2 separate regions of the Homo sapiens genome follow, and region 2 is linked to region 1. A link is a contact called in ENCODE Hi-C or POLR2A ChIA-PET data. All regions are on one chromosome and are shown on one strand. The core of a region is the stretch at or near the end of the contact, and the rest is flanking DNA. Distances in the headings are between cores, read along the strand shown.

Region 1 (3,473 bases), core at 952-3,451:
CTATCATCTATCATTATAATTATAATAGCACTATTTACTGAAAGTCTATTTGTCACTTTCTTTAACTGACAGCCTTACAGTAATCCTAGTTATTAGTATTCCCATTTTCAAGATAAGAGACCTGAAGCTCAGCAAAGGTGACAGCCTTGCTCCAAATCTCACAGCTAGTCAGTGGCAGAGTTGGGATTTGAGCCCACGTGTCTTGATTCCATATTCAACTCTTTTTGCACCACCTTCTTTAATGCATTATTCACCAGATATTAAAATTCTATAATGAAAGCATTCAAATTTTGAATTAAGGTATCTGTACTAAAGGACTTTGAAATTATAGAAAATTTCAGAAACTTAAATTGGACAGAATCTCACTACGTGTCTAACTGGCAGTGAGCTAGGAAATCAAAGGAATGCCCTCTTGACTCTCATGAGAACAAGAGAAGAATGTGAAAAAGTATAACTTTTCTATGGAAACTGTGGATTAAGCCAAACAAATATATTTCCACTGGTGTTCGAGGAAAACATCTTTCATTTCTGAAATTTAACTTACAACTTTTTTCTTTGCCATTTCTAGTTCCATTTCTTTCTTTTCTTGCTCACGAATTTTTTTGCGCTGTTCTACGTATTCCAGATGCTTGACTTCTCTTTCAAAATAGTGGTTGACACTTGCCATCTGTTAGAAACAGAAGTCCATGAGAGGGTGACAGGCAGGAAGCCCCCATGACCTTTACAAGGCTCTGTTAGAATTTCTGCTGCTTGTAATTAGGTAGACGACCTACCTAATCTACCTCCCTAATCTACTTGATCATTATCTAATGATCATCTACCTAATCATTATGTAGATTATCTATTTTGTGATACTTTAAATCTTTTAGGTGAATATAATTTGGAAATTGTATTCACAGGCCCACTACCAGAGGAGCTGGTACAATTCAGGGGCTACTGTGCTAACATTTAGGGCTCTGTGACTTGGAGGTTTCCAAAGTAGGGTTGGAAGGAGAGAGCTGCAAAAATGTGCAATTTTGTAGTAGAAATATTCAGGGGTTGCTTTTTCCCCATTTCTTCCTTCTTCCTTCTAAATCTGGGGGAAGTTTCATATCATCAATCAAACTTAGAAAACCCAGATGAGAGTATCAATGTAGATCCTAGAGGGACTGGAAGCAGAGCTGAATTCCTGGTCCCTGGAGGGCTTCGAGTGTAGGCATAGAATAGAAGCAGGAAAGTCAGCAGAGACCTTGGGGAAGGCAACCAGGGCAGAGACAGCCTTTTGCCTGCCAGTAACTAGGCTGATGTTTGGACTTGCAGCAGACTGCAATCTATATGTTTAATGTTCATTGTATATACATTTATATATTTCTATTCATTGATCTTTTTAAAGCCTCATTATTAACATTGTTTGAAACACTTGGGTGGTGGGTACAGTGTGGGGGGTGCAGAATACCGCCAGTTCAGCTGTGCTGCCTGCTATACTCCAAGTTGGGTTGGGAGCCGGAGGGGGTGGGTGATGGAGAGATGCATGAACATGTCAACTGGGCCCTCAGGGAAGGGTATCACTGAAATCAGCACCCCACACTTCGGTTACAATGGGAAAAATGACATTTTCTGATTATGAATCCCCAAGTCATTATTCTCTCAGAATCTGGACTTCATTGACTTGGTTTCCCTCCCATGTCATGTTTGGGGCTTTTTTTTAAAGCTTCAAACTATTTAACTCATACAACAGAAATACATCCTCTTATTTACTGTATGAGTCTTTTGTTCCCTTACAGAGCAAAAATGCTGTCATTTCTAACATTTTTTTAAAGACATATCTCAGCAATATCTGGTCACATTAATTCTCAAAGTCATAAGTTAGTTACTAACCTCATTGGTGGAAGGGCGACTTAATGTCCAAGGAATTTCTAATATATGCAGTGTTCCATAATAATCAGCTGTGGCTATAAATTGCTGTTTAGCTGAAAATTTTAAAATAAATGGGAGGAAAAAATCAGCAAACAGAAAACCATCTTAAGCAGTTAAACATGAAGTATGTTTTTGTTTTGTGTTCTCCCAAAGGACCTGCTGTGGTTCCAGTGATCTTGGCATTTTCATCAGATGTTCATGGCTGGACCATGTAAACATGTACAAGTCATTTTTTCCAGCTGATGAAATGAAAGCTAAGACTGAGCCTTTGTCGGTTCCCCTGCTGCCTCAAAACTTGTATTTCTGGTGACTGTATAAGGAATGTGGCTCCTGGCTGAAGTTGACTCTCTCTGTGGCTGGGCCCACTGGGCATACTTGAGAAGAAAGCAAGGAGAACACATGGAAAGATTTTCAAAGAAAAGTTATGAAGTTCATTTTCACTGAACACAGAAAGGGCTAAAGGGTACCATCATCCAGAAGAATTTCAAAGATGTAGCCAGAATCACAGGTCTTATTGTAAAAACAAGTAGCTGCCTTTGAACATTTAAAATGGGTATAATATGCAAAGTATTTGAGATTTTTAATCTTTTTCTTCTCCTTCTTCTTCTTCTTTTTTTTTTTTTTTTTTTTTTTTTGAGACAGGGTCTCCCCGCTGTGGCCCAGGCTAGAATGCAGTGGTATGATCATGGCTCACTGCAGCCTCAACCTCCCAGGCTGAATCAATCATCCCACCTCAGCTTCCTGAGTAGCTGGGACTACAGGCACATAGCACCATGCCCGGCTAATTTTTGTTTTGTATTTTTTGTAGAGACAGGGTCTTGGCCATGTTGCTCAGGTTGGCCTTGAACTCCTGGACTCAAGTGATCTCCCCACCTCACTCAGCCTCCCAAAGTGCTGGGATTAGAGGTGTAAGCCACCATGCCCGGCCTGAGAATTGTAATTTTCTATCTCACTGTGTGTGTGTTCTTTTCCTTTTTAGTAGGTCTGCTTCAAATTGCAAAATCCTGGATTCATAATCCCTGTAGGCGTACAAAGCAATGTTTTACACCAAAGTGGGAAAAGATACTTGGGTGGCACATATGGCTAAGCAGTAGTCTGACTGTGACACTCAAGATGCTGAAGACTGAGTTTCCAAATCTAATGTTTCTGAGAAATGGATAGAAAGAGAATTTCATGCTGTACACCTTTGGAAACAAAGGGAAACTTCTTCTTTTAAAAAAGGCAGGTGGGTTACAGTGGTTCACCCCTATAATCCCAGAACTTTGGGAGGCTGAAGCAGGAGGATTGATCACACCACTGCACTTCAGCCTGGGCAACAGAGCAAGACGTCACTGCAAAAAAATAAAATAAAAAAAGGCAAACATACTGGATTTACATAGAAATTACTACTTGGGCGAAACAGAAAAAAAATGGAGACAAAGGACATACATCATGTTTCTATAGACACATCATTGAATTTATGCTTGTTTTGTTATATAGTAGTTTTTCCTCATAGTTGGTTCAAAGGTTAAAGCTTAAATACATATATAACTCCAGATAATCATTTTATCTTATGAAGAGAATTGCTTGATATTAGC
Region 2 (3,537 bases), core at 415-2,914, 120 kb before region 1:
AATGCTATCCCCCCATCCAGAGGCTTGTGTTTTCAGTTATATGGGCCAATATGTCTTATTAACAATGTAAACAAGTTTGAATTGGGTTTTCTGTCATTTTTCCACTAAAACCATCAATTAGTGCAAAACTGATTTACTCTTTTGGTTTCTTCCAGGGCTCCATGCTATTCTGGTTCTATTTTCTCTGGTTCCTTCTCTTCCAACTGCCCCTGGTTGCCAGTGTAGTCTACATTGTTATTCTTCTCATTCTCTACCCTTGTTCTTGAAGATTTCAACCAAGTTCATGGCTACTACAATCAGTAACACTTTGATGATCCCCTATACTGTATGGCTTGCCAGAGTGCTCTTATAAAGCCTAGATTTGTGTATCCAATTGTACATCTCCACTTGGTTCTTAAAGGTCCCTCCCATACTGTATGTCCAAACACATTGTGTCAAAGGTCACACCATGTACCACATTTTGTTTCTGATTAATGGCATCACCATAAACCCAGAAACCTGCTCTACCTCACTTCCTATCACATAGGTTTGGTCAGTAAATCCTGTGGTTTCTACTCCCTCATTCCCATGTGCCTCTATTTTTTCTCTCTCTTTTTTAAAATCTTTGCTTTTGGATGGAGGCAGCATATGTCACATGCCTCTTAATCTAGCTCTAATGAATCATTTACAATTCCCCAGATATGCTATTTAGTTTCGTGGTTCTGTGCCTTCACTCACACCATTTGCTTGACTTGGCCCTTTTTTGTCTTCCTTGTGAACTCCGTATTTTCTCCAAGAACCAGTTGAAATATTCCCTCTTTAATGCACTTTGTTTTATTTATCTCCATATCCACCTCTACATTGCTTTCCCTCATACTGGGCACAAAATGAATAGCCAACATTTATTGAATGCTTGCTATGTGCCAGGCATTTTTCTACATGCTTTACATGTATTGAGTCATTTAGTTTGATGAGGTAGGTGCTATTACTAACCCTACTTTTCAGGGGAGAGAACTGGTACAGAGAGGTTATGTAATTTGTTCAAGGCACTGGAGCTGGGAAACCCAGGCATTCTGGCTCCGGGGCCAGTACATTAAGCTGGAGGAGGGAGGAATGACTGCATTAACCATTAGATTGGCTTAGTTCTTTGTGTGTGTTTGATTCAAAGAATGTCTTATCCTTAGAAGGCACTCAGAATACAAATATTTGGAGAATTAATGGATCCAAAACCATTTCACTAAACAGACGAGCAGCATTGGTTAAATACACCAGAAACATCTTTTACGTGGATTAAAGTCAATATGCAAATCTTTTAGGAAGATTAATACATATTTTAAGGACTTAGTAACTTATTACATGTTTGGAGTATCTGTAATCGAAAGCCTTAAAAGATAGTAATAGGGCTGAGAATATTACTCCCTCCCCCCAAAAAATATTTTTTAGCTTTTCAGTTTCTTTAAAAAATTTTTGTTGCTTGTAAAGAACAGTTTTTCAAAGTCTACATTTTTTAAAGCAAAATGAGCTTTAAGCCACAAGTTCTGCCTCAAATTTCATTGGCTTTCCTCTAACATTTCATTTTATGACTTGAGTTTAGAATCATAGCACCTGGCATGGAAAGGCCTCCAGAGGTCCTCCAGTACAGCCAGCCCCAAACAGTAATGTCTTCGGTGTGATCTTTGTCTCGCTTTTCTAGGCCCACAGACAAGCCCACGAAATGACAGGTTTACAGCCTGGATTTGAAGAGTCATTTCCTGTGTGTCTGTAATATTTTGGTATGCAGGGTCTGGAACTCCTCTTTCTTTCCCTTGTTTACCATTTTCTGAAAGGAAGAAACAGAGGTTTTGGTGCATGGCATTGAGGTAAAAGTGTAGCCCTTTTCCTGGTATAATTACCTGTCTCTGTTTCTAAATGGGACCCAGATCCTAGCAACCTTCCCTGGCATGGCATGCTAGAAAGTTTGCATTCACATTTTAAATTTAGAATTCCTGAGGGAAACTGCAGTGAACTAACAGAGCAATCACTTCCAACTGAGGAGGTGACTTATCTGCCAGCAAAGCTCCAAACAAGCCAGCTCAGAAATCACTCCTCCAAGGCCTTCCCCCAACACCCCCAGTCTAGGGGCATTTTAAGACCCTGCTGCTAGTTTTCAGTTTGGAGATATATACCGGTACACATACATACACCCTGAGGTGTTCAGTAATGATCAGTAGGATCTTTCCCTCCTTTTTCAGGCTGTTCTGCCTTGAGGCCTTCCCTTCCAATCCTGTCCTTAACCACAAAAAAGTGGCCTAAAAGCCTTAGCAGTAAAATGTCTTCCATAACATCTGGAATCCATATGTCAAATCTGTAAGGCATAAGCTCTTTTTTCTTTTCTTTTTATTTTGCCTTAATTATTTGAGCTCCAAATCCCCCACCCCAACCTCTTTTCGTGCCAAACTAATTAGGGCAATTATCTGAGCCATCCGTGGCTACAGATCAGTTAAACCCTGTTATTGAGGGTAACAAATGAGAGGGTTAATTTTTCTTGACTGCTCCATAGTTGGGGAAGAAAGATAATAAGCCCTTATATTTGTCGGGTGCTTTTGAGTTTTCAAACTCTCTATTCTCTACACCAAGCTGCCACCTGGGAAAAGGGCTTACTTTGGGGTTCCAGACTGTCTGGAACCCTGAGGTAAACGATTTAATTCTGAATGAAGCACTGGAATTTGCTGCTATACATGAAAGAGGCCCCTCCAGCTTTGCTGCTCAATATGTAAAAAAGATTTTGATGCTATTTTAAAGAAACAGGTTTGCCATTTCTTTAATGCCTCTGGCACCAACTTGGAAATGTTTACTTAAAATCTTAAGACAGTAAAGTGGCTTTTTCTGGATAATAGGACAATGTCTTGTGTGTTTCTAACTTACATAGAAGTTGCTGAATTCATCCAATTGCTCTGGCTAATTATGAACTGCTTAGGTTTTTCTATTCTTTTTCCACTTTTGTTTCATTGCAACAGTAAGAAGACTATCCTATGTCAGGCTTGCTGGGCAGCAAACCAGTCCCTAATTTAATCTTTTGCCCTGGAGGTTTATTTTAGATCATGCAGCCTAGCATTGAATGTTTTTTTAAGCCCAGGAGAGTAGGTGGAGGAGGATTAGGGTTTCTTAGCATTACCATGATTTCAACTAGTTTTTCCAAGAGGGATTTGTGAAAATTTGGTAAACAATGATGGAGAACAGCTTTTCAATTGCCTCACAGAAATACTAACAGTAAGCCATATGTCATAGAAGCACAGAAAAAAAAAACTCTACATGGTTTTATTACTACAAATATACTTAGCCTTTTCAAGGACAGGAACAATGTTTACAACAAAAACACAATAACAATTCGTTCTACTTAAGCTACATTGTTTTAATTCTCATAACATTAATGTTATATAGTTAGATATAAATTATTTTTAAAAGTAATACTCATTAAAATTTTTTCTGATTATGAAGATGAGATACATTCTTACTATAGAAGTTCTGGAAGAAAAAGAAATTTAAAAATAGAAATCATTATTAGTAGAGAAATCCACT

What was found. Hi-C counts contacts between places; a loop is a spot of excess contacts on that map. ChIA-PET counts read pairs that join two places held with the same protein, here RNA polymerase II (POLR2A). Pooled maps may share reads with other maps.
Region 2: a map of mammary epithelial cell shows a loop between it and region 1 (3-fold over the local background). The contact joins two enhancer-like sites. A Hi-C loop is called at or near these places in 46 of 168 maps with a recorded cell type or tissue (CD4-positive, alpha-beta T cell, GM12878, GM13976 and 31 more), 1 of 37 single-sample maps with no recorded cell type and 11 of 50 pooled maps. POLR2A ChIA-PET finds 5 or more read pairs at or near these places in 8 of 52 experiments (BJ, CD4-positive, alpha-beta T cell, HEK293 and 4 more).

Annotation. Positions count from the first base shown.
Region 1 is chr1:85,127,184-85,130,656 of GRCh38, reverse strand. DNAI3 (dynein axonemal intermediate chain 3) reads right to left here. Exons shown (of 23, transcript NM_145172.5): 21 at 1,858-1,949; 22 at 545-667. Among named protein-coding and RNA genes, the nearest start is that of MIR4423, 4.9 kb to the left of the region's middle. Within about 2 kb of position 2,201, at least 2 of the 41 ENCODE cell types and tissues checked have a DNase peak (open chromatin) inside an H3K27ac peak, as active enhancers do.
Region 2 is chr1:85,243,103-85,246,639 of GRCh38, reverse strand. It overlaps LOC105378821 (a long non-coding RNA gene), which reads right to left. Exons shown (of 3, transcript XR_947548.3): 3 at 517-1,798. Among named protein-coding and RNA genes, the nearest start is that of C1orf52, 15 kb to the left of the region's middle. RefSeq lists an enhancer at 1,560-1,854. Within about 2 kb of position 1,664, at least 3 of the 41 ENCODE cell types and tissues checked have a DNase peak (open chromatin) inside an H3K27ac peak, as active enhancers do.